Regions from separate parts of the Homo sapiens genome. Here region 2 is linked to region 1. The links are chromatin loops, found by intact Hi-C in ENCODE. Cell type or tissue: ovary. All regions are shown on one strand. Each heading gives the region's core, and the rest is flanking DNA. Links, peaks and the distances in the headings are about the cores only.

Evidence for each region. Hi-C counts contacts between places; a loop is a spot of excess contacts. Peaks named below come from ENCODE experiments on the same cell type or tissue, not always from the same donor. Only the 100,000 strongest peaks of a DNase experiment are listed, where the experiment ranks them.
Region 2: it touches region 1 in a loop (16-fold over the local background); 107 of 110 quality-filtered maps call a loop at or near these places.

The regions. Positions count from the first base shown.
Region 1 is chr4:184,159,619-184,176,023 of GRCh38, forward strand. The region is part of intron 1 of ENPP6 (ectonucleotide pyrophosphatase/phosphodiesterase 6); the gene reads right to left. Among named protein-coding and RNA genes, the nearest start is that of ENPP6, 50 kb to the right of the region's middle. RefSeq lists enhancers at 7,794-8,565, 9,026-9,075, 9,216-9,265, 11,126-11,627. In ovary, for the core only: a CTCF peak has its summit at 8,997 (motif pointing left); a DNase peak (open chromatin) is centred at 8,973; H3K4me3 peaks cover 320 bases; H3K27ac peaks cover 2,376 bases.
Region 2 is chr4:183,832,647-183,849,051 of GRCh38, forward strand. It overlaps a transcript of STOX2 not described here. Among named protein-coding and RNA genes, the nearest start is that of STOX2, 64 kb to the right of the region's middle. In ovary, for the core only: CTCF peaks have their summits at 6,806 (motif pointing right) and 7,797 (motif pointing right); a DNase peak (open chromatin) is centred at 7,795.

The DNA of each region.
Region 1 (16,405 bases), core at 5,647-13,646:
TTGTTGGAGAACTGACATTATTATTTTTTATTTTTTAAATATCTTATTTCAATAGATTTTGTGGTATAGGTGGTTTTTGGTTGTGTGGATAAGTTCTTTAGTGGTGATTTCTGAGATCCTGGTGCACCTGTCATCAAGCAGTGTACATTGTACCCAATGTGTAGTCTTTTATCCCTCACCCCCATCCCACCCTTTTGCCATGAGTCCCCAAAGTCCATTACATCATTCTTATGCCTTTGCATTCTCATAGCTTAGCTCCCACTTATAAGTGAGAACATGCGATATTTGGTTTTCCATTCCTGAGTTATTTCACTTAGAATTATGACCTCCAGTTGCATCCAAGTTGCTGCTAAAGACATTATTTCATTCCTTTTTATGGTTGAATAGTATTCCATGGTGTATATATACCACATTTTCTTTATCCACTCATTGACTGATGGGCACTTAGGTTGGTTCCATATTTTTGCAATTATGAATTGTGCTGTTATAAACATGCATGTGCAAGTGTCTTTTTTATATAATGACTTCTTTTCCTTTGGGTAGATACATAGCAGTGGTATTACTGGATCAAATGGTAGTTGTACTTTTAGTTCTTTAAGGAATCTCCATACTGTTTTCAATAGTGGTTGTACTGGTTTACATTCTCACCAGCAGTGTAAAAATGTTCTCTTTTCACCACATCCAACAAACATATATCATTTTTTTACTTTTTAATTATAACCATTCTTGCAGGAGTAAGGTGGTATTGCATTGTGGTTTTGATTTGTATTTCCCTAATAGTGACATTGAGCATTTTTTCATATGTTTGTTGGCTGTTTGTATATCATCTTTTGAGAATTGTCTACTCATGACTTTTGCCCATTTTTTGATGGGATTATTTGGAGAACAGACGTTATTTAATCTGTGGTAATTCAGTTTTGCGCATATCTGAATTGTGCAAAGCAGAGAGTGTGTGTGCATGCACATATGTGTACATGCACATATACATAGCACATAGTGAGCACTGTTAATATTAACTTATATTACTATGAGTATTGGGGGAGAGTCACACAAATGAATGCAATCTAGAGATCAGCTGGAGCTCTCTCTCTCTTGAGCTCTCCGTATGACTGGTTCCAATCCTACTTCCACCAAGATTCTCACAAGTCCCCAGGAGATGCACATAACTGCAGGCATCTCTACCTCCATACTCCTGCTTCCAGGACATATGTTGTCTAGAAATGTAGCTCAGCCTGCTCCTATATGACAAAAAGGAACCTCCTCACATGAAATATTCATGAGTTGGGTGAATTTTATTGGGGATTCAGTCTGGAGAGGAGGGGAATATTGAGGGCAATGCAAAGAACTTCCAACTGAACATTAGACATTCAACATCTCTTCATGACAGAGAACACAAAAACAAACACAACAAAAACAAAAATAAATAGATGGGACTTAATTAAACTAAAAAGCTTCTGCACAGCAAAGGAAATGGCAGAGTAAACAGACAACCCACAGACTGGGAGAAAATCTTCTCAATCTATACATCCAACAAAGGACTGATGACCAGAATCTACAAGGAACTCAAACAAATCAGCAAGAAAAAAAAATCCCATGAAAAACTGGGCTAAGGACATGAATAGACAATTCTCAAAAGAAGATATACAAATGACCAGCAAACACATGAAAAAATGCTCAACAACACTAATTATCGGGGAAATGGAAATCAAAACTACAATGCAATACCACCTTACTCCTGCAAGAATGGCTATAATCAAAAAATAATAGATATTGGCATGGAAGTGGTGAAAATGGAACACTTTTACACTGTTGGTGGGAATGTAAACTAGTACAGCCACTGTGGAAAAGTGTGGAGGTTCCTTAAGAACTAAAAGTAGAACTACCATTCAATCCAGCCATCCCACTCCTGGGTATCTACCCAGAGGAAAAGAGGTCATTATATGAAAAAGATACTGGCATATACATGTTTATAGCAGCACAATTCATAATTGCAAAAATAGGGAATCAGCCCAAATGCTCATTAATCAATGAGTGGATAAAGAAAATGTGGTATATATATATACCATGGAATACTACTCAGCCGTGAAAAGGAATGAAATAATGGCATTCACAGCAACCTGGATAGAATTAGAGACCATTATTCTAAGTGAAGTAACTCAGAAATGGAAAACCAAACATTGTATATTCTCACTCATAAGAGGGAACTAATCTATGAGGATGCAAAGGCATAAGAAAGATGTAATGGACTTTGGGGACTTGGGGGAAAGGGTGGGAGGGGGTGAGGGACAAAAGACTAAACATTGGGTACAGTGTACACTGCTTGGGTGATGGGTGTACCAAAATCTCAGAAATCACCACTAAAGAACTTACTTATGTAACCAAACCCACCTGTTCCCCAAAACCTATTGAAATAATAAGAAAAAAGGCATCCAAGGTATCCCCAGTCTTTCCAGCAACAACTGCCCCCCTCCCCGCATGGTTTTTTCCTGGCCACCACTCTCAAGGACCCAGCCTGCGCATCTCACTGTCTCATTGCTTCCCTATTTTCTGCTCCACAGCAACCCCCTCCAAAATTTCTCTCCAAACTTCAAAGTTTTCTCAAAAGCAGTTCAGCCCTCCAGTGTTCTTGTTCAACTTATATTTGCAGGCTCATAGGGTGCTGGAAAAAAGGGGGGAAGGAAGGAAAGAAGAAAGGAAGGAAGAAACTTCAAATGCATGACTATTGTTGGATAATGCTCTCATCACCCTGATCTTCCTGAGTACTTGAATGAATATGTGAAAGTTTGCTTTTTCTACAAAGACAACTTCAATAATCTATTAAATGGGAGAGTAAGTTATTTCAACTTTGGAAGCCTATTTTGAAGCCTAAGTTATTTCTACTTTTGAAAGAAGGAAAGAAGGAAGAAAGGAAGGAAAGGGAGGGAGGGAAGAAGGAAGGAAAGAAGGAAGGAAGGAAGAAAGGAAGGAAGAGAGGGAGGGAGGGAATGAATGACTGGAGGGGAATGAGCCAAGACAGAGGGCTTCCTATTGAAGTAGGAATTAGGATAGTCCTCATGCCAGTAAAATGTGGCATTTTGCTATTCCCCACACTCAGAGTTCACCTTCTTTGAAAGGTGAGATGCTCTTACTGATGTGCTAGATGCGGGGCTAGCACAATTCGAGATGGTCACAGCTGGACTCACTCAAGGCCCTGGCAATAAACAGGCTGCACAGAGTTTAATTCAGGGGTTTTACAAAGGTGTGGGCTGGGCTGAGGGGAGCCAATGGCATGAAGAAGCAACCCAGGAGGAATGGCAGCAGCGTGCCATTACCACCCACCCACTCCGCTCCCCGAGTGGTGAATAGCAAGTGGACCTGCCTCTCCAGCCACTGTCCTAGAGGCCATCCCTCAAGGTCACCTGCTGAGGCTCAAGGCAGGCTGGAGAAACCAGAGGAGGGCAGACAGGCAAACAGAGGCTCTCCAGTGCAAGGGCCAGGGAAAATCCTAAGACGTGGATTTTTTGAGAAAATCATGTCGATCACTTGGGCAAGGATCTTGCACTAAACATCAGAGACCACACAAGCTGAGAGTCCCCTGAACAAGTACTTGTGAGCTTTGATGGTATCACACATTCTCAGGAATGGAAGGGACCTCAGGCGGCCTCCTAGTCTAATACCCTCCCTGCAATTTCAGAGGTGAGGAATAACTCCCTGCCCTTTGTATATATTGGGGGTAAAAGGCTTGAGTGTGTGCTCAAGGCCACAATTCCAATAAGTAGTGGGTGGGGTGAAGAAGTAAAGGGAACGAGGGTGACCTGAACCTGGACCTCCCGGCTTCTCATATCACACTCTTCACACTTCACTTTCCATGACAATAACAGATTTATGGTTACAGTTGGACTCTGGAATATGAAACATATGCTGATTTCAAGGTGAAAGCTCTCGGTTTAAAAAAAAACACAACATTGTATTCACGTGTCCAAACATATATGCAGAAAAACAACTGCATAGCTGGTTATATCGCTGAACAATCAGGTTCTACAGCTGATGAGGAATTCCTCAATTGCATGAACGCTTTCTTAATTCCGGTGTATAACCACCTTTAGAAAGTGATAGTAATCTTTAATTTTTAAGGCATTCATTTTATTTCTCTGAGGCCTATGTGTGTTTCCGTCAGGCGACAGTGGTTGTGTCTACCAGAGATCAAAACAGCTGGCAGAAAAGGGAGACATGGGGTTACATTTGAGGCACATCAATTTAGTCAAAACGTGGGGATATAAGTGAGGCTTACCATACACTAAGAAGGATCTTGGAAATCGTTCTTTTCTAACCTACAGGTTTTTGCCCAGAGGCAGCATTCAATGGAGCGCCGAGTCCAGAGTTGCAGGCAGGCCTCTGGGGCCACCCGCTGGAAGCCTGGGTTATAACAACGTGTGACAGCACAGGGACCTGGGCTGTGGGCGTCCTGTTCGCCTCTGGGAGATGGTGGCTACAGTGGAGAGATGACAGAGGAGTTTGGGTCAGGGTCTTCTCACTTTCTAGCTGTGGCAATTGAGTCTAATCTTCAGCTTCTCAAAGCCTCACTTTTTCTCTCTCTAAAATGGGATTCATGATACTCTCCGGGCTAGATTGCAACGAGCATTAAAGATAAAAATGGTCCATGCACAAGTGACGCTTGCTATATTGTAGGTAGTGTTCTAAGGGCATCTCTTATGGATTGAATTGTGTTTCCCCAAAAACATGTGTTGAAATCCTCACCCCAGGTACCTCAGCATGTGACCCTGTTTGGAAATTGGGTCTTTACAGATGGCATCAAGTTAAAATGAAGTTCTTAGGGTGGGCCCTAATCCCACATTTCTGGTGTCCTTATAAAAACGGGAAATGTGGACAGAGAGACTGACCTGCCCCCAGGGAAGATGATGTTTGGAGAGGGAGAGATGGCTCTGTAAACCAGACAACACCTGGGGCTACGAGAAGCTAAAGAACCAAGGAATTTTCAGAGGGAGCACGCCCCATCCACACCTTAATTTCTGACTTCTGACCTCCGGAACTAAAAGACAACACATTTCTGTTTCTCTAAGCCACCCAAACTTGTGGTACTTCGTTACAGCAGGCCTAGGAAAGGAATTCCACATTTCGTCCTCACCGTGGCCCTAAGGGATAAGTACTATTGTTAGCCCCGCTTTCCAGGTAAAGTAACTGAGGGGCAGAGAAGGTGAGTTGCCTGAAGTCTTACACCACCAGGTATACTGGAGCCAGGATTTAAATCAGGCAGCCTGGATCCCGAGGCTCAGCTCTTCACCACTGCAATCTACTAACACTTGTGCAACCAGAATGAACCAGCACTCCACGCGATTCCCAGCACTCAGGAAGCCCACAGGAGAAGGAAGCTGCTGGTGTTACACTTGCTATCATGCACTCTGTGAAGCCTCCACCCTCAAGGACAGGATGCATTCAGAGGAACACGTCAGTCCAGGTGGAAGGTCTTGGGGCTGAGCCCACTGAGGAAGCGCTTTACCTGGGACTCTGGAGGGGTGAAGCTCATAACCTAGGGCCAAAGGCAGAAATCGATTTTCTGGACACTTACTGATCAGTTTAATTATAATAGTTCCCAGTCCTTGGCCAACTCCTTTGTATCTGGAACTAAATGCTTTACATTTGCATCTCAGTCTTCCACATAACTCTAGGAGATGGAGAATATTACCTCCATTTTGCTGATGCTTAAGAACTAAGATTCAAAGTGGCTGAGTGAGGAGGCTGGAGCCGCACAGCTAGGAAGAGGGCAGAACCCCAGTCCCAACCAGGTCTCTGACTCAGCGTCCGCCCTCCCCCGCACCAGCACCTGCTCCCCTCCAGCCACGGTGTAGCCTCATCAGTTCACCAGGGCTTGCCGTTTTAATACAAATGAACTCGTAAGTCAGGCCTGATTCTGAGACTCTCAGCAAAGTAACCACATGGAGACGCACAGATCTCTGGAATGCCAGACATTCTCTTATCTCTTGCAATCAACTATTATGCATCAAAGTTTACTGTAAATACCTCTAAGGAGGAATATTCTCAGACTAGGGATATCAACAAAGGAGATGGTAATGTTAAGCTTCCTCTTCCTCTGGAAAGAAGCCAGCTGTGGAAAGAGAGGCTCCCAAAGTTCTGAAATCAGGGGTCTCAAGATAATGGATACATTTTAGAGACTGAACGTACACATACTATCTCAAATTGACATGGTTACAAGAAGCAACTTTATATATTCGATTCAGAGCCAAGCAGCCAGAAAATGTTAAATAAGTCAGATATTCCCACTAGTAGGTTCCCCTTAGTACTTTTCCTTGAGCATTTGGAGGTGTAAAGATTAGTTTAGACCCTGCTTAGATTAGTGAACTTTCATATAACTACTTTATACCCAAGAGACTTGAAAGAATTAACAATGCATTGCTCAAAGTAACTAACTTAAAAATTGAAATTTGCCTTGCAGATAACCTCTGTTGGGAAATCCATTTTATTTTTTTAATGTGTTCAAAGACACACTTTGGATGTTAAAGAAGTGGTTTCCAATGAAATATGCAAGATTGAGGTGAAAGCAAAGCTCACAATTTGCACATCTTTAAAAGCAACTCCTGATGTATGTGCCAGACACAGTCATCGTTAGATTCTGAGACACAAATATTGTAAGGCTGAGATAATGGGCTTTGATTATAGTGTGAAGTGTAGGGACTGCAACAAAAATAACCCCAAAAGAGGAGACATCTTTGATTAGGAACATTCACACTCATTGTTTTGAGGTCATTGGACTTAAAAATAAATGCATTGCTTTATGTTTCTGCAGCGCCTGCCAGCTTGGTGCAATTATTTAACAAGCAGAATACAGAAAAGGAAACAAAAATAATTTTCCTGCATAAGGACAAAAATGTGAGCCCTGAAGTTTTGACTTAAACACTTTTTACTTTTAGAAAGCTAATTTTTAACAAAGCTCAAAGAAATTTCCTGACAATCCAATTCATCTTCACCGCTGTGCAAAGTTGGAAAAGAGCAATAATTAATTACTGCATTGAAAATGAAATCTCTTTTGAGGCACACTCCCATTTTATTGAGTTCTTACAGAGGCTTCTCAAAAGATGGTAGATGATATTTGGAGGGAGGAGCTTCTTACTTGGGGCATGTCTACCTCCATACAGGAAAGTCAGCCAACATCTCCATCCTGAAGCACCTCCGTCTTCTGGCTCGTGATAAAGCTTCCTTTTCCCACCCACTGTGCTCCCTCCTCTCCCCAGTGACCAGGTTGGCTGCGTTCCTCACACTAGTAGGTGGCTACTTTGGCAAAAACCAGGCTCCGCCTGCAGGTGGTGGGAGTACCCCTTTTATGTCTCTTTCCGTGTCTTGACCCAGGACAGAAATTCTCCTCATGCCATGGGCAGAGACACTGCACTCATCCCGCAGCTGCCCCACCTGTGCCTGGGGCAGGGGTTGGGAGGTAAGGATAGGAAATTTAACTCAGTAAAAAAAAGCACATTTAGGATAGCTTTTCTTTCTTTATTTTTTGAGACAGAGTCTCACTCTGGTGCCCAGGCTGGAGTGCAGTGGTGCGATCTCGGCTCACTGCAACCTCCTTCTCCTGGGTTCAAGCTATTCTCCTGCCTCAGTCTCCCGAGTAGTTGAGATTACAGGCATCCACCACCATGCCCGGCTAATTTTTGTAGTTTTAGTAGAGACAGCTTTCACCATGTTGGCCAGGCTGGTCTCAAACTACTGACTTCAGGTGATCCGCCCCCCTTGGCCTCCCAAAGTGGGATCAAGCTTTTCAACTGGAGTAGAACTTAGAATGGCCAATGAGTGATGATTTCAAACAGAAGAGACTAGTTACCAGAATATTAGTGGATCAACTTTTAATGCCGGGAATTGATAGAGAATGATGGAACCCAGCTCTTAAGGAGTGTGAACTAATCAGGGACGTTACCAGCTCAATCAAGTACGAACCCATCAGTCAACCATCCCCCGCCCGCTTTTTTGGGGGGAAAGAAACAAGTGGAAGCAAGCTCATTTTTGCTAGCTTGGTTAGTTTTGTTTGTCATTGCTAGAATATGTGACGTAGGTATGATGCTGGCCTGCCCAAGTTCACGGCCTCGGGCCAGGTGCGCCCATAGAGAAGTGAGAGCAGCCTCTCAAGTCTCAGGAGTTAACTTCACAGCAGCCGCAGCTGGTTTGTCCTGATCAATGATCACCGGTGATCTGCATATCAACAGATGGTGCTGGGAGCAGACACTGGGTCTCATTCAGTGATTCACGTCTATAATCCTCCTTGGGTGCTCTTTGCATAAAAGCTGTTGACAGATAATCTGCTTTAGGGATCAAAGAGCAACTCAAGGGGGCTGCATCCTTCTGATAGTTTCCCAGTCCAAGCGGTAGACTCCACGGGAATAGGGGAGATTTTTGAGTTAAAAACAGAAGGAACAGGTAGGATGAGAACTGGCAGGAACTGAGGACCTGTGAAAACCATGTGGCCTAAGTGGAAGGAATTTTGGAGCCCAGCAAACCAGAGTTCAAATCCCATCCCAGCCACCTCACACGACTCATTCCACTTTATTGATCCTCAGTTTCCTCCTCTGAAAAATGGAGATAATCATACCTTTTTTCAGAGTTAAGTGGTTTCAGGTAGGGAAAGCTTTGGCACGATGTCTTCCGCACGATGTCTGGCGCGGAAAAGGCCAATCCTATCAAATGGGCCTTTTAAAAGGCCACTTTTAAAAATGGCACTTTGAAAAATCCTCTTCTAGGGAGGGATGGGGCCGGACAGTCCATTTCTTACTTGATATCTACAGACCATTTGCAGAGGAAAAGTCTCAAATCCCCTTGACGAAAAGAAAAGCAGCACCACGTTGCATCTGCCTTGCACAGGAAGCTGGAAGCTTTGCACGGGGGTGAAAGTTACAGGCAGACACTGCCCGCGGGGCTCCGGACAGCAAGGAGCGAGCCCTCTGAGCCTGGCCACGCTGGCCCGCCACTGCCCTCTGCTGGCGGCTGCGGTCTTCACCACCGCCCGCAGCCGTCCCCGTAGTCCGCCGAGAGGCGCCAGGCTGGGCCAGCCTTGAATTCTGGGTTTGCTTCTCCCGGTTTGAAGGCCACCCCCAGGATTCGCAGGAATCTGACAGCTGCTTGTGACTGTGCTGAAGATGCCGAGAATGTAGGCAGAGCCCGGGCAGGGCCGGCGGGCAGGCGGCCACGCGCTGCAGCAAACGCGAGCCTCGGGGCCTTGAACCTGGAGCCGGGGCCTTGCCTGGGCTGTCCTGGCTGGGAGTCTCGTGCTGTGCCCCCCGCTTCCTCATTCCCCCACCCCACCCTCCTAACCCTTGTTGTGTTTCATTTTCCCTTTTAGGATATGTGCTTCTTATTTGGGATTTTATTATTCTTGACCCCAGCCCTTTCTTTCCCTCCTTCTCTTAGTTCCTCTTTTGGTTGAGTTTATGATTTTTTTAAACCACAATTTGTAATGGTCACTGCAGTGGACGTTTAACTTTGAACACCCCTTTGTTCCTCCAAAGGCGAAATTCCTCCTGCGCCCTGCATGGCCCATTCAGGAGCGTCTGTGACCCAACCTCTCTGGCTCTGGGGAGAGGGCAAAGTGTGGCATCCAGCCCTAGCCAGGCCAGCGAGGAGCCGCATTCCTGCCACAGTGACCGTGGCTCCAGGATCCAGGCTGGGCGGGAGGATTCTTCATGCTGGAGGAATCCATTCCTCTCGGTGGCCGAGCTGGGAAGAAATGTCCCCATGTGAAGACATGGCCCCAGGAAGAGACGCTGGGGCTACAGCCAGGGCCGCGGGGAGGGCAGCAGGGGAGGGTGAGTTCTGCTCTCCTGGCTCCTGCCTCACCCCTGCTTCTTTTTGCAGGAGCCAGCAGCCCTCTCTCTGCCTGGAGCAGCAGGCCTGGGATTTCTGTCACTTGCTTCCTTTGCCTGTCCCTGGCTCCTCTCTCTGCCGTCATCACGTTTCTGGCCACCTTGCCCTCCTCCTCTGAGCTCACAGCTCCTGGGCAGGGTCCTGGCTGTGGAGGGCACCAGTTGAGAGCCACTATAGATGAAGGCTCTAGGCCGCAGTTGAGGCTTCTGAGTACTGGGCCTTAGCTGCCTGACTTTGCCCCTTTCTCCAAGGCCAATCACCGGTGGCAAATCTCACAAGCGACTTTGTGTTAAAAGTGATGACTACCTACGTTTACCTCTCACGAAGAGCTTACATTTAGTTTAAAAATTATCTATGATGAAAATATTCGAATGCACAAAACAGTGTGATAACACGGGACAGTGCTCCGCCCTGGTTTCCTGTGTCTTCCTCCCCACACTGGAATATTTTTAAAGCAAATACCAGACATCCCATCTGAAGTCATAAATACTTCTGTGCCTGTCTCTAGTACTGAGGTACTTTTAAAAAAACATACTCTTGTTATCACACCCAACAAAATGAATATAACTATTTAATATCATTCAATACCCAGTCCATATTGAGTTTTCCATAATTATCTTTAAAATGCCTCTGTGAAATTCGTTTATTTGAATCAGCATTCAGGCCGGGAAAGGTGGCTCACGCCTGTAATCCCAGCACTTTGGGAGGCCAAGGCTGGCAGATCTCTGGAGCCCAGGAGTTTGAGACCATACTGGGCAACATGGTGAAACCCTGTCTCTACAAGAAATACAAAAATTAGCTGTGTGTGGTGGTGTGCACCTGTAGTACTAGCTGCTCAGGAGGCTGAGGCAGGAGAATCACTTGAGCCAGGGAGTTGAAGGTTGTGGTGAGCCGAGATTGCACCACTGCACTCCAGCCTGAGTGACAGAGTGAGACTCTGTCTCAAAAAAGAAAAGAAGGAAAAAAAAAAAAAGAATCAGCATTCAAACAAAACCCATGCATTTTATTTATGTTTCTTGAGTGTCTTTTAACTGATAATGGTTCGCCTCCATTTTATTAATTCTTGTCTATTTATTTATGGAGGGAACTGGGTCATCTGTCTGAAAACATCCCATATTCTGGATTAGGCTGATTGTATCCTCGTGGTGCCATTAGCATGTTCCTTAGTCTCCTGTATTTCTTGCAGACTCCTAGTTTGATCTACAGGTCTTAGATTCAGGTTCCATGTGTCTTAGGCAAGAATCCACTGCACGTGGTGCCATGTACTTGCTCTCGCGTCACGCCATGTGGCTCGTGGTGTCTGTTAAAGTGGATTGGTGGGTTTAGATGGTGTCAGCCTAATCTATCCACTGTCAAGGTTCCTATCAACCTGCATGTAATGGTTTTAGCAACCACCGATAATCATCACCTACATCTGTTCCTTTTAGTCACAAAATCCCTTCCCAGTAGAAGTGTTCTCTGAAACAGGCAGGTTCTTTTAGGCGTGTCTATTTGGACTGTATACCCCTTACATTGAAGTGAGGGGGTGGATCAGTTATCTGTTTTGGTGTAACTGACAACCTCAAACCTCAAGTGGCTTAAACAATAGTCATGTATTCAGCTCACAAATATGCAGTCTGGATGGAGCATGGAAGGGAAAGCTCCTCTCTGCTGGACGCAGCACCAGCAAGGGCAGCTCAGAGGCTGGGGTAACCTGACACCAGAGGGCTGGAAGGATCTGCAGGCAGTTGATGCTGGCTGCTGGCTGAGACCTTAGCTGGGTTGTCAGCAGCTGCATCCACCTGTGGCCTCTCCATATGGCCACCTGGCATCCTTACAGCATGGTGACCATGCTCCAGGCATGAGCACCCCAAGAGAGCAAAGAGAACAGGCTTGGCATTGATTGTGACCCAGATCCAGAAGTTACATAGCATCACTTCTCCTGCATCTGTTGGTCAAAGCTGTCACAAAGGTCCACTCAGGTTCAAAAAGAGGGGACACCACTTGATGGGGGAATGTCAATGTCACAATATAAGAAGAACAAGTAGAATGGGATTTGTTACGGCAGCTTTCTTGGAAAATATGATCTGCCACCATGAGAAAACAAATTCAAATAATTAAGCGGTGTCACGAGCCAGACACATCACAGTTGACATACATTTGTCACAGCTTTGTCTAAGCCATTTAAAGAAGAAACTATTCCAAGACCATGGCTGTAGTTTAGCTCCACTTCTTGCCTTGATAGAATAAATAGACATATTGATATAGTTAGTTATTTAAAAACTTGTGTGTTCACATAATTTGTTAGTTACAAACACATTGATTTTTTTTTTTAAACCCCAGTGTATCCGGCACGATTCGAGATGCTGAGATAGAGCAGAGAAGAAGACGGACAGAATCCCTGTCCTCAGGAATCTTGCTCGCGGGCGGGAGAAGACAGATCATGAACATGTAAGCTGAAAGACAGGACAGTCTCAGGAAGTGAGGTGCAGTCAGCACTGGAAGTAAGTGGAGAGTGTGCGAGGGAGGTGCAGCATTGGCTAGGCGGCCGGGAGGGTTTGGAGGGGGTGGTGAGATGACGCTTGAGTGGTGGCGGAAATAATGACGAGGACACAGCCATGGGAAACCCGGTGTAACAAAGAGCATCCAGGGCGAGAGGGTGGGAAGGAAGAAGTGTGGGCAATGGGGGAGCTGGTGTCGCAGAAAAAGGTAGAGCCCAGTGATGTGGCGCATTGTTGGGAGGATTTAGATTTTACTCGAGGCATAATGGAAAATGCAGGCGGGTCTTCCTTATAGAAAGGTGCCTCTAGGGACTTCTCAGGATGGGAGGTGTTTGAAGGGGAAATCTTATTTCTCACCCTCAGTCTTCCACGCAGGAGAGAAATTCAGCCAACACCTGCCTCCTGAAGAGCCTCCACCCTCTAGCTAGCAGTCAAGCCTCCATCATCCCCCAGCACCCAGCTACGCTCCTCTCCCCCAGTGACTTCAGGTTGAGGTGACTTTGGCAGAAAACAGCTCCAGCCCCTCCCATGCGGTCTGAAGGGTAATGCTGGCAGCCATAGGGGATGAACTGAGCAGGTCAGGATGGAAGCAGGGTGACTTGGGAGGACATAAGGCGGCCTGGACCGGAGTGAGCAGTGGGCGCAGTGAACGGTGGCTGGGTTCCAATTTGTAATGACTAATGTGGGTTTTTTTCTGCATCTTCTCCATTTCAGTTTAAGGCCCACAGAAGGCTTATAAAAAGTAATATGACTTTAAAGGGTTTGATGTAGTCAAAATGATGAAAGTGGAAAGTAATGCAATCTCACTTTTCTTGGCTTTTTAAATTGTGATGTACAAAAATAAATAGTTCCTGAGTGGCGTGCATACCAGCGAGAGGAAATGTACATTCGTTCACCGTCTGTGGGAGGAGCAACAGAACGATATTTATCCAGTGTTTTTTGTTTGTTTGTTTGTGTGTTTTAATTGAGATGAAGTCTCTCTCTGTCTCCCAGGCTGGAGTGCAGTAGCGCCAACTACAACCTCCGCCACCAGGGTTCAAGCAATTCTCTGCCTCAGCCTCCTGAGTGGCTGGGTCTACAGGCGCCCGTCACCATGCCCAGCTAATTTTTTTGTATTTTTAGTAGAGACGGGGTTCCACCATGTTGGCCAGGCTGTCTCGAACTCCTGACCTCAAATGATCCACCCCCCTCAGCCTCCCAAAGTGCTGGGATTACAGGCATGGACCACCGCGCCCGGCCTATCGAGGGTTTTAAAAGTGTTCATTGGAGCCTTGGACCCAGTAACTCCACTTCAAGAAGTCTAACAAAAGAAAGAAATCAAAGGTGGGATTCATGAATGTGGATGTTCAACACAATATTGGAAACAATCTGAACATAAAACCAAACACAAACGATGTATTAAATTCTGCCCCCTTCATTCCTGACCTATTATAAATGGTGCAAGTTTCCATTTTCCAATCTTTCTAAGGTAGTTCAGGTACAATTACTTGAGGCAGAAGGTTGAATTCGACGACCAAGAAGGTCTAAGGGCAATGTTTTTGTGAAATAAATTTTTTGCCTACTTGTAGCTGGTGCCCAGAATTTTGCTCTGGGGTTTACTATTCTCCCAAAAGAGCCAAGTGGCTAAATTTGAAGTGTCTGAAAGTGTCTGAGGAAAGAGAAAATAGTCTTTCCATTTAGGTGTTGGCAGGGTCACTGTGGGAATCTTACTTTCAAATTACAGAGTCCAAGTTGAAAGGGTCTTAGAGATATTCTGGTTAAAACACCCACCCATTTCTGGAGTATCTGTTGTTTTCCAGGCACAGGTTAGGTACGGAGAATAGGAGGGCATGATTCTAGTGCATAAGGGCTTTACAATGCAGCCCTGGGCATAAGAGAAGAATGAAACACGTCACCACAGGCTGAGTGTGGAAGTGCCAGGTCAGATCCACAGTGAGTGAGGAGGTGGGTGGGAGATCCATCCCGGGGGGACACCTGGTGGGTCACATCTGGGAACACTGCAGATCGTAATTCCCACAACTCTGAAGGAAAGAGATGAGAGGGTCTCAGACTCTAGAGAAATGCTAACTGAGTTAGAAATGAGAAGAAATGAGGCCGGAAGAGGCACGATCCGATGCCACAGCTTTACTAAATAGTGAAAAAGCAAGCTCTTAGAAGAGGTCCCAAATCCTTTTTTTTTTTTTTTTTTCCGAGACGGAATCTCACTCTGTCACCGAGGCTGGAGAGCAGTGGTGCGATCTCGGCTCACTGCAACCTCTGCCTCCCAGGTTCAAGTGATTTTCCTGCCTCAGCCTCCCAAGTAGCTGGGATTACAGGTGCCCGCCACCACGCCTGGCTAATTTTTGTATTTTTAGTAGTATAGTTTTTTTTTGAAATAAGTGGGGGCATCAGTGAACCAACCAATCAATGACAGAAGGAGAGATGAGATCTTGGTGCTTTAATCCCATGCCAGGCTAGTGAAATAGACAAGATACTATCACCTGCAACATATGTAACAATAACCAATGACAGCCTTGTAAGAATGGAAACATCTACTCTCTGTGAGCACTGTGCTGTGAGGGTTCCAGAATGACCTCATGGTATCCTCCCATTGACCTTCTGAAGCAGATGTTTTACCTAAGGGAAAACCGAGACTCAGACAGGTGAAGTAAACTCTCCAAATGTACCCTGCCAGTATGTGTCAGAACCAGGATTGGAACTAATCTACGTCTAATTTGTACCCCAAAAGTATCTTACGATATTACTTCTAAATAAGGTCTGTGTACTTGAGTTTGATGGCCCATGTTCAGAGACGTTGCACGATTTAGCAAAGTGTGTAAATATACAAGCCTGAAAGTCAGTGGAAGCCCGCACCAAACTTCAATGACCCAATGGCCACCTTGGGGACTCCCAGTTTCTTTATCTTAAAATGTGGGAGATGGAATTCATGCATCTGCTAACCCTGCTTACTGTCTCTTGTTTTCACTCTGCAACAGCTTTGAAGCCGAAATTTTCACTTCTATTTACTGACTGGAAATAATTGACTCACACAAAAGCATCAGTGAGATTCCTAACAAGGCGCTGGGCTCAGCACTGACAGGAAGACCCCACTCGATGTAGTATCCCCGTCTCTCCTCTTGGCTCCCAGGACCTGACCCCGCTCTCCCTCCTTGCCCAGTGCCCCACCTTGTGTCCTCACTCCCTCACCTCCAGGTCCATCTCCTCTCCTCCGCCGCCCGGAACTCTCGGTTTCTCTCTCTTCTCTGGTAGAGGCCTCAGCTCATTTCCAGTCCCAGTTTCCCAACCAGCAAGCCCATACACATCTCCCTGCTTCAGCAAGCCAAGATCCGCTCCCCTTAAAAATCAGTACAGGGCCATAAATCACATGATTTTTTCCCTCTTAGAGGGATGATTAGACAGATAATTCATGTAACTGAATCACATAATAATCACTGAATGAAAGGCAGCCATTGTTTTCATTAATGGAGAGAGCATACCTTCCCTGCTCTCTTCTCTTCTACACCACTATGAGTTGATGTCATGGCAGATTCTATGGCAGAAAAGCTCTTCGTCTGGGGCTACCACCGCAGAGTGGGGGCATTTTATCACCTTTGGGAAGAAGCACAGCCATCACTAGGCACAGAAATCTATATGTTGTGAACCTGTGGGCCAGAAACTAGGCAGTCTCCCCAAATGGAAATACCATCAACAACTGGAAAGTTTGTGATGAGATCTTGTTCTGGAGTATTGAGAAACAGGAGTCCCACTTACACCAAGCGTGTTCTTTATTCTACCCCAAAGGTAGAGGGAAACAGCAGTGTGGCATATGAGAAGAGAGCCTGGCCATTAGAGGACCTGGCCAGATCTGCTATGAACCATCACCCCACATAACGTCTTGGCCTGCTAGGTGCACCGGGTCAGATGTCCACAAAAGTGGCACGTGTTTACGAAGGGAGAAGGAGGTTGGAGGAGAGAAAAGGTGTTGTGTAAAAAATAGTACAAAATAATCCTTTTTTTTTTCTTTGTACAGATGGAGGTCTCACTATGTTGCCCAGGCTGATCTCACACTCCTGGCCTCA
Region 2 (16,405 bases), core at 3,193-11,192, 330 kb before region 1:
TGCCCGGCTAATTTTTGTATTTTTAGTAGAGACAGGTTTTACCATGTTGGCCAGGCTGGTCTTGAACTCCTGACCTCAAGTGATCCGCCTGCCTTGGCCTCCCAAAGTGCTGGGATTAGAGGCGTGAGCCACCACACCCAGCCTATAACTGGCTCTTACCCTTACTGTCGTTAGGCTCTTCCTCTGACTCTCGGCTCAATTAAAAAGATGAGGTAAACTTTATACACAATCCCTTCATGTATATTTAAGGAACAGTGATGTCTCCTTTTAACTTCACCTCTGCAGACCAAACACTACAGATTCCGTCAAAACCTGTTACAGCATGCTGATGTTTTTCAATCTCCAATAGGAGTATTAGTCAGCTATTAAGAATATTTTGCTAATTTGTTACCAAATATGGATTATCCATGGCGATGGTCTACCTGAAATTTCCCCTGTGAAATGGACATGGTTCAGTGAGTTTGAACATTGATACACTCAGTTCTTAATCGTCTTTCTAAATTCAGTGACAGTTCTTTTTTTATTGCCTAATAACCGCTTGCAAGAAGTCAAGTCCAGACTCTTCCTGATTTTGTAGGAGCGTTTGTGCTTTGCAACCTGCCCCATGATTATGGTGTGACCTGTCAGGATTCCCTTCGTGGTTACTTAGCAGAACGCTTAGGTCTGGCATCATCAAAGAATGTCTAACTCTGCTTGGTAATGATGAAACTGGTGGGGGTTTTTGAATTACTCTTAAAAAGTTATTTCCCCAGGTAAGTTCATAGCCTGGATATTTCCCCACATAAAAGATCAAACATTCCTTAATCTCTTCTCTATATCCCACCCTTTAAGACCTTCAGGTTAGAGAGGAGACATTCTGAAAAAATCCAAATGCAAACAGTGGTATGTCAGAAGAAATGGTTTCAAGTGGTCGCAACAGAGAAATAGCGTTGGCAAGGCGGGATCGGGGCTGATGAAAATGATACAGGCTTTTATATTTCTGCAGGAGTTTTTTTTTTTTTTCATTCCAAGCATACCAGAGTTTCACCAAAGCAGGTAGAAAGAATGTGAGAAGGGCCGGGCGCGGTGGCTCACGCCTGTAATCCCAGCACTTTGGGAGGCCGAGGCGGGCGGATCACGAGGTCAGGAGATCGAGACCATCCCGGCTAAAAACGGTGAAACCCCGTCTCTACTAAAAATACAAAAATTAGCCGGGCGTGGTGGCAGGCGCCTGTAGTCCCAGCTACTTGGGAGGCTGAGGCAGGAGAATGGCGTGAACCCGGGAGGCGGAGCTTGCAGTGAGCCGAGATCCCGCCACTGCACTCCAGCCTGGGCGACAGAGTGAGACTCCGTCTCAAAAAAAAAAAAAAAAAAAAGAATGTGAGAAGGTGTTGTCACAAAATCCAGGCATGAGTGTATTTCTCCTCCTTAGAGCCAGCCTCTTCTGGCAAGCCATTGGATCTCTTCAAGCCTCAGCTTCTCCATCTATAGAATGGCTACAGCAGTGTTACTTGCTTCCCAGGAGAGGAGCATTCCATCAGCAGTAAAGCATTCATTGATCTTCCTTTTGTTTCTCTGTCACAGCCTGGCATGGTCCCAAAATATTGTAGTAATCAATGTGTTTTGAATTAATGGGTTTCTAAATATTCCCATGCTTCACACAGACCGTTTTGGATCTCTGAAGTTTTGCACCGTGCAGCCTGTTAGGCAGTTGATCAACCTGTGACTACCTTGTTTGTGGCTTATTTTCCCCAGCCAGAGCAGCCCGGATCTGCTGGCAACCTGGCAATCTTTGTTGTGAGAGGTTAACACAATTCCTACAGTCTGCACAAGCAGGAGGTGGAGTGGAGGTGGGAGAGGTGCGGAGTTGGAATGGCTCCCAGGCTGCCGTCTTGGCTCGTGTGAGTCAGTGGCATGGAACACGCAGGTTCTGTGCATTTATATAAGGGAAGGAAGGCTGTTGGCTCTACATTCTATATATTCCCCAGTTGTCGCTCAGAATAGTCATGAAGATCCGTGCCTATTCCATGTTCTTTTGGTCTTACAATGATAGTCATATTAGGCAAAGAGAACACAAAGTCTCTTGAACATTAGCTGCTTGCCTTGAATTTCAGTGTGACGCATTCATTCATTCCATTTATTCATTCAAGAAGCAATATTTAGCACTTACTCTGTGTCAGGTACTGTGCTAGGAACTGAGATTCCTACCTCAAGAAACTTCAAGTTTACAGTGGAAGAGACAGGTAATCTTTGTGATCCAAGGTTACTGAAGCAGTGAGATGTGGGCCAGGTGCTCTGGGGAACCTGTGGATGAGCCAAGAATTTCCGATGTTGGGGCTGGGGTGGATAGGAAGGATGCACAGAGCAGAAGATCTTTAGAGTTTGATGCAATACAGTGTCGTGGAGAGGAAACATAGTGTCTTGAAGGAGAGCATAGGTGAGATTGAATTCTAGCTCCTCTTCTTAACAATTACGTGACCCTCAGGCAAGTTACCTATTTTTTTTTTTTTTGAACTTCAGCTTTTTCATCTGAGAATAGGCAAAGAAGATAATAAGATAATAATGTCCTAAGACTTCATCATAGTGTCTGGCAACCAATAGATTTTTTTTTTTTTTTGAGACGGAGTCTGGCTCTGTTGCCCAGGCTGGAGTGCAGTGGCGCAATCTCAGTGCACTGCAAGCTCCGCCTCAAGGTTCATGCCATTCTCCTGCCTCAGCTTCCCGAGTAGCTGGGACTACAGGCGCCCACCACCACACCCGGCTAATTTTTTTGTATTTTTAGTAGAGACGGGGTTTCACCATGTTAGCCAGGATGGTCTTGATCTCCTGACCTCGTGATCCACCTGCCTCGGCCTCCCAAAGTGCTGGGATTACAGGCGTGAGCCACCGTGCCTGGCCAAACCAATAGATTTTTAATTAATTAATTAATTAATGTCCAGTAATAGTTTTTAAATATGTTAATTAATTAATGTCTGTCTGTTTTCAATCTCTTCCTCTTATTGTTCCTCACATTGTTACTGGAGGCAAATTATTACAATAGAAAGAACACTAGAATTGGCTCTGCCACCAGCCTACTGTGTGACTCCAGGGATGCAGAGCTAGTCACACCTCCCTGTAGACCTCCTGTGGGATCTGTGAGGGGAAAGATCTGGGTTGACTTGTTTCCAGTTTTTGGCTATTAAGAGTAATGCAGCTACAAACATTCCCTACAAGTCTTTGTGTGACATATGTTTTCATTTCTCTTGGGTATACACCTAGGAGTGGAATTGCTGGGTCGTATGGTAACTCCATGTTTAACCTTCTGAAGGACTTCCAGGCTGTTCTCACATGGCTGTACCATTTTACAATCTCACCAGCATTGTGTAAGGGTTCTGATTCCTCTCCATCCTCACCAACACTTGTTACTGCCATTTTTTTTTTTATCTGAGCCATCCTAGTGGGTGGAAAGTGGTATCCACTGCAGTTTTGATTTGCGATCTCCTGGTGACTAATGATGTTGAACGTCTTTTCATGTGCTTTTTGGCTGTTTATCATAGCCTTTGGAGAAATGTCTGTTCAAATCCTTTGCCCATTGTGAGAGTCATTGACTTTGGTATTTGTTGTTTGGACTCTCCTTCTCCTGGCTTGTGGAGATTGCTTTATCCTCTGAGGTTGCACCGCAGATCCTCTTCTGCAAGTCAATGGGTATGGTTGTGGTGTAGCGGGTTTCAGCAGCAACAGTGGTCTGAGGACCACTAAAAATAAACATAAGGAGTGTCACTACGTTAGCAGCATAGGCTGTTTTATGCTGAAATAACGTCTCAGTGGCTTAACACATTAAGCCTCATTTCTTCTTCTGCAAAGTCTATGCTCCAGGCTGCTGCAATCTTAGGGCACGACTCTACTTTCTATGAATGTGAACAATGTGAGGGGACTCAGGGGCTTTTTGATGCCTCAGCCATTATCCAGACCCCATCACATGGCCCCATACAATGGGAAGGGATCTGGGAAGTGCAGTCTTCCATGTCCTGGGAAGGGGTGACCTGGTATTAGTGAGCATCAGCAGTGTCCATCGCAGTCACCGTCTCCCATTTCGTGGCAGGGTCAGTGACTTCTCGTGACAGCCTCATGAAGGTGAAAAAGCAGGGATACTATTAGACACTCTGATATTGGAAATCTCCTAGTTGGCTCAGTGGAACTACAAAACTTCACTTAGGGACACTAAGATTCATCTGGAATATTTGCTTCTAATTTGACTATACAGGTTTGGTACACCTTGGAATGGATTGTCTTTTCTGTCTTTTATATAATAATTCCAGGAAGACGGTGTTTTGAGTTCCTACTGTGTGCCAGTATTGTACTGTGTGCTGCTTATACAGGATTAATTAGAGCACATCCCTGCTTCTTAGGACTCATACACGTAGCACTGTACAAGAGTGGGGATAAACACATAGACTGACATCTATGCTGGTGAGTGAAGATTAGTAGCAGGAGGAAAGACTTCTGGGAGCAGAAATGGGGGAATCCTTGGAGCTTTCTCGGGGAGTGGGGAAGAGCATCCCAGGCCATTCCCTTTATTTTTAATTGTGGAAAAATATACATAACCCTTCATATAGATCATTTAAATCATTCATAAGTGTACAATTCAGTAACATTAAATACATTCACAATGTCATGTAACCATCACCAATATCTATACCTATTAAATAAGAACTCCCATCCCCTGGCACCCTTTATTCTACTTGCTGCCTTATGGAGTTTCCTATTCTAGGTACTTCCTATAAGTGGAATCATACAGTATTTGTCCTTCTGTATCTGGCTTATCTCACTCAGCATGCTATTTTCAGAGTCCGTGCTTTTTTTTTTTTCTTTGAGATAGAGTCTCTCTCTGTCACTCAGGCTGAAGTGCAGTGGCACAATCTTGACTCACTGCAACTTCTGCCTCTCGGGTTCAAGTAATTTTCCTGCCTCAGCCTCCCACGTAGCTGGGATTACAGACGTGCACCACCACGCCTGGCTAATTTTTGTATTTTTGGTGGAGATGAGGTTTCACCATGTTGGCCAGGCTGGTCTCGAACTCCTGGCCTCAAGTGATCCCCCTGCCTCAGCCTCCCAAAGTGCTGGGATTACACATGTGAGCCACCGCACCTGGCCTCCACGCATGTTGTAGCACATATTAAAATTTCATTCCTTTTCAAGGCTGAATAATAAATACTCCATCGTGTGTGTATACCAAATTTTGTTTATCTGTTCATCTGTGGATGGAGCCTTGAGTTGTTTCCACTTTTTGGCTATGATGCTGCTGTGGACGTGGGTGTGCAGATGTGGGTGTCTGTTCCAGTGGCACTCACTTTTTTAGGAAAATTTTACCTTGAGTTCTGAGATAGCACATATTCATTGTGGATTAGTTAGAAAAATACAGAAAATTAAAATTAAAACAGAAAATCACCGCTTTTGTATTTAGTGATAATTTTTACGGTAAAAATATGTTAAATTTATCTCCTTTTTTCTCTTTAAATATTTCAATAAATATATTGACTAGATTTTTAGTATTTATTATTTTTATTATTTAATTTATTGAAATATTTAAATAATTCAATACATATATTGAAATACTTAAATAATTCAATACATATATTGAAAAACTTAAATAATTCAATACATATATTGAAATACTTAAATAATTCAATACATATATTGAAATACTTAAATAATTCAATACATATATTGAAATATTTAAATAAATGAAATTTGTTAAATAAATAAATACATAAAATATTTCAAATATTTTTAATGACCATAAACAATACTTTTATGGGTGTGTCTTGATTTATTATTTCATTACTTTTAGATAGTTTTGAGATTTATTATAAATTACATCGAGATGAACATATCTATATAAATCTTTGTTGATAAATCTGTTATTTACATAAAAATGAAGCTACTACATCAAAGATATGAGCAAATCAAGTTGCTTATCACAAATGGCCGATTACTTTGTGAGAGTTTTGCCACAGCCTCGCCAGTGTGTGAGTCCCCATGTCCTTAAAGCAGCACAGTAATGCTCTTGCTCAAAACTGTGCTTCCCATTCCAGGGGTTTTGGCCTCTCTCTGCAGCCCCCACTTGGGGCACCCATTGTGGATGGGTGGAGACTGACTGTTGAGGAGAGTGTGCCTTGTTTAGTTATATACAAGTGGCTCTCAAGCCTTTGTTCTGCCTCCACCTCCTCCACGTGGTTACACACTCATCACCAGTGAGTCTCATTTCTTGCAGAAGTCTTCACTTTGGAGAGAGGTATATATGAGCAGTTTCTGGTAAGCATTTGAGAATCACTGATTGTGCTAGCCAGAGAAAGAGAACCAATAAGATGCAGTAAGATGTGTGTACACACACACAGGTACACGTGCACGCGCGCGCGCACACACACACACACAGGTACACATGCACACACACACACACACACACAGAGAGCAGGCCAGGTTGGAGACCCAGGGAAGAGTGGGTGCTGCAGATCCAATCCAAAGGCAGTTGGCTAGCAGAGTTCCCTCTTCCTTGGAGGAAGTCAGTCTTTTTCTCTTAAGGCCTTTGATTGGACGAGGGTCACCCATATCATGGAAGGTAATTTGCTTTATTCACAGTCTACTGGCTAAGTGTTAATGTCATCTGAAAGAGTCACAGAGACATCTAGACATCTAGGTGTCAGATCAAATATGTGGGTACCGTGACCTAGCCAAGTTGGCAATAAAATTAACCATCACACTGATCCGAAAAGTTTGGGTGCCACTGACTTTAACGTTCTCCTGCATATAGGCAAGAATTAAAACACACACACAACAAAAGTTTATTTTTACTCTGAACCACTTGAGGGCACCATGAACGAGGGAAATGGAAAGTTGTGGCTCATCCGCTGTTCCTTTTAGAACAACCAGCATTAGTACTACAGGAAACCTGAGGGGATTTCTCCATGCGAGTCCCTAATTTTGCAGTTGAGAAAGTTACTGTGACTGTGTGCAAGTCTACAGGGCAAAGTAATAGAGTGAGTGAATGAGGCCAGAACGCGAACTGTGTCCTCTTGACTTTGCATTTCATGTTCTTTTTCGGACATTCTGATAATTTCTATTAATTAATAATGGAAAGAATTTGAAATATATGTGAGTTGTTTTGGTTCCCATAAGTTACATATGGTGATGTGGCACCTAATGTTGTGCAGATTGCATGAGTAAAGAATCCATTTAACTTTTAAACATCAATTATGAAATGATAAACTTTCGGATTTACAAATATTGTTGATACTGAGTCTGTAGCGAGTTTTGGCCAACGCTCTAAGGGTTTTGTTTGTTCTTCCTTTTGTAAAATGTTGCCTTCGAGTAACACAAAGGCCTGTGGTCTGTGAACACTCAGCGTGCAAGGATTTCTTTGTTTTTCATGGACTCTGTGTGTGTGTGCGCGTGTGTGTGTGTGTGTTGGTTGTGGGGGCAAGAACTAGGGGAAAAGGGATGCCAAAAAATGTAAGCATGTAGTTTTTCTCCGCTTTGTTGTGAAAACAAAATTGATAATGTAACTTTTGGAATCAAGTCTTTTGTATTTAGATTGGAACGTTCTAATACCTTATTGTTACAAATAGACAATGTGTCTGAAAAGCTGAATTTTTGAGAGTGGATGGATTATTTAAAATAATGATTCTTAACCCATTTGTACAATTCTGTGTTCTGTTACAAATGTCTTTTCTTTGTCCATGTAACAGTCAATTCCTGTTCTCTGAAGGAGGAATTCTCTCGGTAATTTCTGAGCCCTTCTTTAGGTGGTTGGCCACCAGGGGGCAAGCGAAGAATGGCAGAAGCCATCTGACGTAGCCCCTTCATCACTGCAGATAAACTGGTGATGCTTTCCTGACACACTTAATGGCAACCAGAGGTTTTCTGCACGTTTGTGTTTGTGTGTAAGTGTGTGGGGTGAGTGTGTGGCAGTGGTTATTTGCTGTATTTTGACTGCATAAAATTGCCATGCTTTCCCCTCGGTCTCCTAGAAATCCTTGTAGGATAATTATAACACAAGAAACAGATTTGATGGAAATTCTCATAATTCTCATACTCTGAAGCTTAGCTCATATGCATATTTCAGACTTGCCAGAGCCCCTCTTCAGTGGCTTGAGACTTGGTCTTAATCTTTTTGTCTGACTACAAAAAAAGTTCAGTGATGTGGTTAGTGTGTTCTTAGAGACACTGCACACTGTGGATCTGCGGGAGAGAGTTTCACTCATTGTATTCTGTTATTTTTTTTGAGACAGGGTCTCACTCTGTTGCCCAGGCTGGAGTGCTGTGGCGGGATCTCAGCTCGCTGCAATCTCCGCCTCCTGGGCTCAAGCAATCCTCCCACCTCAGCCTCCTGAGTAGCTGGGATTACAGGTGCACACCACTACATCCGGCTAATTTTTGTATTTTTAGTAGAGATAGGGTTTCACCATGTTGCCCAGGCTGGTCTCAAATTCTTGGGCTCAAGTGATCTGCCCGCCCCGACCTCCCGTGCTGGGATTACAGGCGTGTGTCACCACGCCCGGTTCAGTTTTCATCGTAGTATTTATTTATTTATTTATTTATTTATTTATTTATTTATTTATAGACAGGTTCTAGCTGTGTGGCTCAGGCTTGAGTATGGGGTGTGATCATAGCTTACTGGAGACTTAGCTTCCTGGGTAGCTAGTACTATAGGTGCATGCCACCACACCAGGCTAGTACTGTAGGTGCATGCCACCATACCAGGCTAATTATTATTACTATTTTTTATTTTTAGAGAGACAGGAACTTGCACTGTTACCCAGGCTGGTCTTATATTCCTGACCTCAAAAGATGCTCCCTCCTCGGCCTCCCAAAGTTCTGGGATTACAGGCTTGAGCCACTGTGCCACGCCGTAGTATTATGAAATCATCAGAACCCTTGGTAGCGTGCGATTTCTTCCTCCATCTCTTGTGCTCAGCCTGCTTCTTATTTTAAAATGAGGTTCATTTGTAAGTTGCCTTGCTCACTATTTTTGAACATTTAAAACAACTTTTTAGAATAGGTAAGAAGTTGAGAAAATAGAGACAGAAAAAAATACACAGCTTATTAAGGCATTCCAAAATACATGCCAGATGATTATACAGAGCAACTCTTATTTTAGGAATTTCTTATTGGATGAATGATGAAATCAAATACTAAGTTGGCTTTGCATAATCAAGATATTGGAAAATAGTGGGTAAGGTAAATGCTTATGGTGGGAATTTAATTTTCCCATAGAGTCATACAATTTGAAAGAGTCATTTATATGGGAAAAAAAAACTTGACTGTGGAATTATTAATACCAGCCTTACTTTCAGCAAGGGCTGTGTCCTTGCCAGTGTGTGGCTTAAGTAATGAATTTCCTCATATAATCCCTGTAAGAAAAGTTAGATGGATAATGAAGCCACTTGATCCTTTCATGCTCATTGCCACATATATTCATTAAAATATCACACAGGTAATTCCTCATTTCCCTAGTAGCTCTTACCACCTTTCCAGATTTGAGTGTTGAAGAGACCAGTCTTCTTACTGGCTGCCCCAGGCATTCAGCAAAACTCAGTCTTTGTAGGAATGTCTTAGATCTGCTTTTTTAGATGGAACCTAGTCTATATCAGTTTACTAGTTCCATACGACGTGGCTAAACTCATTTTTCAGATGCTTTGAATGGAGTATAGAAGACTATTGCTTTACTAAAAAAGCAAACATGAAAACTTCAAGCCTCACAGTCAGCTCCTATCAATTTCCCTTTAATTACCTCCTCAAGTACCTGTTAATGGCTCATTAGTTATAAAAATAAATTATAGGTACTCTGCCACCCTGTTTGTAGTTTCTTTAGTTTTTGATTTCGCTAACCCCAGGAAAATGGATGTGTGGCAATAATACAGGAATGTGAATCAAATTGCTCTGTAATTTTATATATTTAATAAAGTATACAGCAGGGCCGTGTGCACATGGGGTTAAGCTGTGGTGGAGGAAAGTGCTCTGTGAGAAAACTGAAGTCCTCATACACCATGTTGGCTGCCTATGTTTCATTTCACGACATAGTGCTCAGCAAATAGGGCTGATTGGTTTTCAGTCCGGTTTTGTGTGGTTTTAGGTTCATAATGGTTCCTTTTCATATATGGCCTTTGAAACTTGCTTGACACTGCAGTCATCTCTCATAGATAAAATAGGTCACAGTGAGTTTTAAATTCTTTTTTTTTTTTTTTGAAATAAAAATGTTATTCAGGCCGGGTGTGGTGGCTCACGCCTGTGATCCCAGCACTTTGGGAGGCCAAGGCGGGTGGATCACAAGGTCAGGAGTTCAAGACCAGCCTAGCCAAGATGGCGAAACCCCATCTCTACTAAAAAATACAAAAATCAGCCAAGCATGGTGGCAGGTGCCTGTAATCCCAGCTACTCGGGAGACTGAGGCAGAGAATTGCTTGAACCCAGGAGGCAGAGGTTGCAGCGAGCCAAGATCGCGCCACCGTACTCCACCCTGAGAGACAGAGCGAGACTCCATCTCAAAAAAAAAAAAAAAAGAAAAAGAAAAAGAAAAAGAAAAATGTTTTTAAAATAAAATTGCAGGTGGTATCCCAATCTGCAAGGATAAAAGCAGAATGACTCTTTTTGGGAGGAGGGAGAAGAATCTCAGAACCTTGGCCACACAGTTCACACAGAGACGTCACCCTGACCCGTAGGACTCCGCAGAACTCAGTGTGAAAAACACCAAAATAGAAGATGAAATCATTTTTATGCTTAAGTACTAAATATTTCCACTCAATTTTTAGACTTGTTCAGCCACAAATGTAGACAGAAACATTGTGTACCTTCCTGGGCACTGAACTTTAGATCAGGAGTTGGCAAACTTTTTCCACAGAGGGCTAGATAGTGTATGCTTTCGACTGTGGGGCCATATGGTCTCTGTCACCACTACTCAGCTCTGCTGCCGTGGCACAAAAGCAGCCAGGGACATTATGGAAATCGCATGAGCGTGGCTGTGTTCCAGTAAAGCTCTGTGCATGCCAAAATTTGGATTCCATATAATTTTCACATATGATGAAATATTGTTTTGATTTTTTCTGATTTTAGCAAAAAGATACTCTCGGCTCTTTTTCTTCTTTGAGTTTTAGTTATTATAAAGGTAATACCATGAAAGAACATTTCAAAAGGATGAGAAACTCATCTTTAATTCCATAATCCATGTTCTTTTCTTCATACGTCACTGTATCTTATAATAATTGTAATTATAGTTGACCCACAGTTCTGTACTTTTGCTTTTACTTACTTAATTTTTTATACGTAAATCATAGTTTATGTAGTGTAGGTGTAAAATTCTGAAAATAAATTATGTTTACTTTTCTTTAATGTTACTTATTTAATTGCATCTACTCCCAGTGTTCTTCTACCCAATCCGAATTTCTAATCTTTTTAAAAGCAATCTAATAATTGTTTCTTAAAAAAACAAAATTATTATTCAATTTGGTGAATTTGTATTTGTTGGTATTCTGGAATATAAATCTCTGAAAAAGGGACACCCCATTGCAAGTAGATATGAGGATGGCAGTCATTTTCTTCCTCCAACCCTTAACACTGTCTTGGAGAGTTCCCATGTTCCGGTTGAATATTTTGGTACTGAAAAATGTCTTCAGGAAAGCAACAATTGTTTTCCTAGAAAAAAAACCTGAGAACTCATTTCTCTCTTTAGGTTGCCTGACATTTGTAGCTGAGTGAAACCATGGTGAGCATTGATTTATTTTACTATAAAATTATCAGTTTTACTCACTCAAACAATCCTTTTATATTAAAAATATTTTAAAAATAAAAGCAGGGTATTGTTTTGCTTTACTAAATGGAGTCACCTCTTTTTCTCTTACTTTTGACAATTTGGTTGTCAAATTGTGTGAATTGTGAAAAAATAGCCCTGAGTACAGAGAATTTTTACCTCAGGGATATCAAAAAAGTCATGTTAGTAATAAAATAAGCCATTGATTGTGTTAAAACTCAAGGTGGGTCATTTAATTGCAGTTATTAAAAAGTTCTTTCATTATTTACCTCTGGGAGAGACTGTAGGTAGGACTGTAAGATTATTAATGAAAATGCGTGTAGATTGGTTTAAATGATTCAGCTTCATCTCACCAAGGAGTTAGCATGTTCATTCATTTTACAAAAGTGTATTGAGCACCTCGCCTACTATGTCTTGAGTAATTTGTTAGACATACAAAGTTGACTAAAACATGGACTCTGACCCCAAGGCTAAAATGTTATTTCACATGTGCACAGTGCTTTACAGATTACAAATGACATCATTACATCCTCATAAGAATCTCATGAAGCAGATGTTGGTTCCATTTCATTCATGATGAAACTAAAACATAGAAAACATAATAGTCTCCCCAAGGCTGCCTGTAGCACAGTTCCTTAGATTCCCAATCAGGTGACCTTTCCAAACTGTAGAGATGGCTCTATAATAGTTTAAAAAGGAGAGATAAGAAATGTCCACCATAGGTAAATACAAAATAGACAGTAATACGTACAATCACAGAAGTTCAGCTAAAGTGGTACAGGAGTCCAGAAGACGGAGAGATGGCTTCTGGGTAGGGGATGGATAAAGGGCATAAGGACTAGGGATAGGGATGGATGGACTGTGCACTTTCAGGGCAGGGGAAGATCATTCCATCCAGAGCCGGAAAAGCTTCAGAAAAGCTTAAGCCAGGTGGGATATGGCATGGGAAGAATGGAAATAGGAACAGTCAGTGGTTCAATTTACCTTGAAGATAGAATATATCACATGGAATTATTAGAGATGAGGACAAAAAGATGGAAAAGAAACACATCTTCCAGGTCTTTGATGCCAGGCCATAAAGCTTGAATTTTTTTTTGCTGGAAGTGGAGAGCCATCTGAGGCTTCTAAGCAGAAGTGTGCTAATCTGGCAGCAGTTTTGAACAAGGGAGTTGCAAACTCACATACCTGTAAAGGCCATGAAGATAATAGAGAAGTGATGTGGAGAGGATACAGCAAAAAGAGAAGTATTCTCCAGGGGACCATCCACCATTCAATGCTTTGGGAATGCAATCTCTCATTCTGCTGCAGATTTACAGTTCTCCTCTGCATATGTGCTTTATTAAGTTACATCTTTATACGATGTGTTCCCATTGACATAGATTTGTAACTTTTATGTGGTTATGTTTTAAATCTTACAGAAAAAAGGAGTTAATAGTCAAATATACTTTAATACTGACTTTTATATGTACTTATGTAGTGTACTTATAATATGTACTTAACAGTGTTCTTTATTTCTTCGTGCATATTGAATTATTGTCTAGTATTTTTTCATTTCAACCTGAAGGATTTTTTGTAGGGCAGGTTTACTAGTGACAAACCCTCTTGAGTTTTTGTCTATCTTGGAATGCCTTAATTTCTTCTTCAATTTTGAAGGATAGTTTGCTGAATATAAAATTCTTAATGGACAGTTTGTTTTCTTTCAGCACTTTGCATGTCATCCTATTGCCTTCTGGCCTCCGTGGCTTCTGATGAGAAATTAACTGTTAATCTTACTGTGTATACCTTGTGACAAGGCTGTTTTCTCTTGCTGCTTCCAGGATTCTCTTTTTGTATTTCGACAGTTACATTATAATGTATCTTGTTTTGGACTTGTGTGAATTTATCATGCTTGGAGTTTGTTGAGTTTGTTGAATGTGTAGATTCATGCTTGGCCATTATTGCTTCAAATATTCTTTTGCCCTTTTTCTCTCTCCTCTCTTTGTGGAACATCACGTTGGTGTGCTTGATGGTGTTCCACAGGCCTCTTTGGTTCTGTTTATTTTTCTTCATGTTTTAATTTTTGTTCTTCAGATTGGGTAATCTCGATTGACCTATCTTCAAGTTTGCTGATTCTTTCTTCTGTCTCTTTAAATCTGCTATTGAACACTGAAGTTTGCTTATGGTACTTTTCAACTCCAGAATTTCTTTATGGTTTCTTTTTATAATTTCTGCGTGTTTATTGATATTCTCTATTTTGTGAGACATCATTCTCATGATTTCCTTTAGTTGCTTGTATATTTTTTTCTTAAAGCATTTCAACATATTTAAAATAGTCAATTTAAAATCTTTGCCTAGTAAGTTCAATAGCTTCCTCAGAGACAGTTTCTATTCATATCTTTTCTTTTTTTCCTGTGCGTGGGTCATACTTTCTTGCATGCCTTGTAATTTTTTTTTTGAAACTGGGTTTTGAATATTGTAATGTGATAACTCGGGTAGTCAGATTCTTTCTGATTCTCAGGACTTGTTGCACCTGCTTATTGTGGTTGCTGTTTCTTTGTTTAGTGACTTTTAGAAACTAATTTTGTTAAGTTCTGCCTTCTTTGTCATGTATGTCCATGGAAGCTTATGTTTGGTTAGCTTAGCAATTTGACAAAGATTCCCTCAAACATCTGGAACAAAAACAGAAAAAAGAATCAGAGAGCCAGTGTGCTGTGTGTATTAGGTTATGCCTTCAACCCTCAGCCATACAATTCCCAACTCTGCCTTAGCCTTCACTTCCTGCTTGTGCAGAGCCTGAAAGTCAGGCAGAAGTGAGAGCTCAGTGCCATCTCAGGTCTATTCTGAGCATATGCCCTACCTTTAGCATGTATATGGGCTTCTAGAATCCCAGGATTACATGGGAACTTTTCAAAGTCCTTATATGGAAAAGTATGTAACTCCCTAGCCTTTCCTTTTAGGTTTTTTTGCTATCTGTTGTTTGCCCCAATTTGTATTTCTTTGCCCCAGGTGTCAGCAACTAAGTCATGTGTTTTTAATGAGTGACAAATGTTTATTGGGTAGTCACTTCACCACCCAGGGAAAGTTCTGAATTAGCAAAAATAATTCAGAACATATTGCCTTTTCTATCAGTCCTTCAGAGCCACCAGACAGGTTAAAAGAAACACAATTATTGGAAAGCAAGATCTGCTCTCCTTCCAGCACTAGGAACCATCACCAAGAAAGTGGGTTGCTGTCTTCAAGACCACAATCGAACTGGATAGGAGGATCCTGGGGCCAGGGTAGGTTAAAATGCCATAAATCTCCCCTACTGAAATTCAGCTGCCTTTTTCTTATGTGTTCACCTGGCCGCTGTAAACCTGTGACCAGTTCCAGAGTTCAGATTAAGTTGATTTTGACAGTTTTTGTCCATTTATTAGCTGTTTCTGTACAGGAACAGGCCCTTGGAATTCCCTATTCCACGATTTTCGCTGATGTCACTTTGTGCACATGTGCCTTACAAATAGTGTGTATATAAAAGAAAACATGTGTGAGCTAAGTGCAGGATGCTACCTTATTACCTTTGGTATAAAGAGAACTAGAGAGGAGAGAGGTTGAAGGAGAAGAAATGAGTAGGAAATGGAGGGATATTGACTGGCCCAGCTTCAGGCACCAAAACATAATACAGTCTTCCTAGAAAGTTATGCAGTTCAGGTATCTGTTCTATTAGGGGACAGCGTGTGGTTGCCTGTAACAGAAAATTGTTTCATACTGGCCCACACAAATAGGAATTTATTTGACTCACATAACAGGAAACCTGGGGATGAACAGGTAAGAGCCAGAGTAGTGGCCTAATGATGCTGTCAAGAACTCAGGTGCTGTTGATCATTCTCTTTCACTGTCATTAGAATATTGGCTTCTATATTCTCAGTTGTTGCCTCTTGATCTCAAGATGGTTGCTGTAGCTCCAGATAGCACCTCTGCATTCAAGGCACATAATATACAAAAGTCTTTTCCTGGCAACTTTTTAGAACGTTGGAACAGAAAGCCCCCGTCAGAAGACTTCTTATATTTCATTAGCCATAAATAAGTCACATGTTCACTCGTATATCCATCACTGGCCAAAAGAAGAGATTACCATGACAAGTCTGTGATTCTTCTGTCAGGGCTGGGGAAGGGCCTCCGAGAGATGAAAGGAGCAGGGTTCTGTAAGCCAGGAAGAGAGAATAACCGTTAGGTGGGCAGTGGACAATGGCTAGATAGAAGCTAAGAGGGATGGCTGATAAGGATGTGAGGTGGCTAGTTGGAAGGGTAGCAGGTACCTGCTCTGTCCTAACCATGTCAAACTTGGAGCAAGCTGTCATCTTTATTAGAGAAGTGAGGAGTTAGAAGTGAAGATTAGAAATACAAAACTTACAGACAGTCATGTAATAGGGTTAAAACCAGAAATGTCAACTCTGAGCCAAAGTAAGCTAAAGCCTGTGGTGTGTCGGATGCTGGAACAGGAGCCCGAAGTCCATGTTGGGGCCCAGGTGGAGGGAATAGAATTCTGCTGAGTGCCTGGTTTCTGGCTCTGGCTCTTGCCTCGTGGGAGTTTAGGTTACATTTAGAGCTGGCAAGCAGTTTCCAGCAGGTGTGGCAATCTCCAGGCCCTTAGATAACTAGTTCACTCTGGGCATGTACACAGTC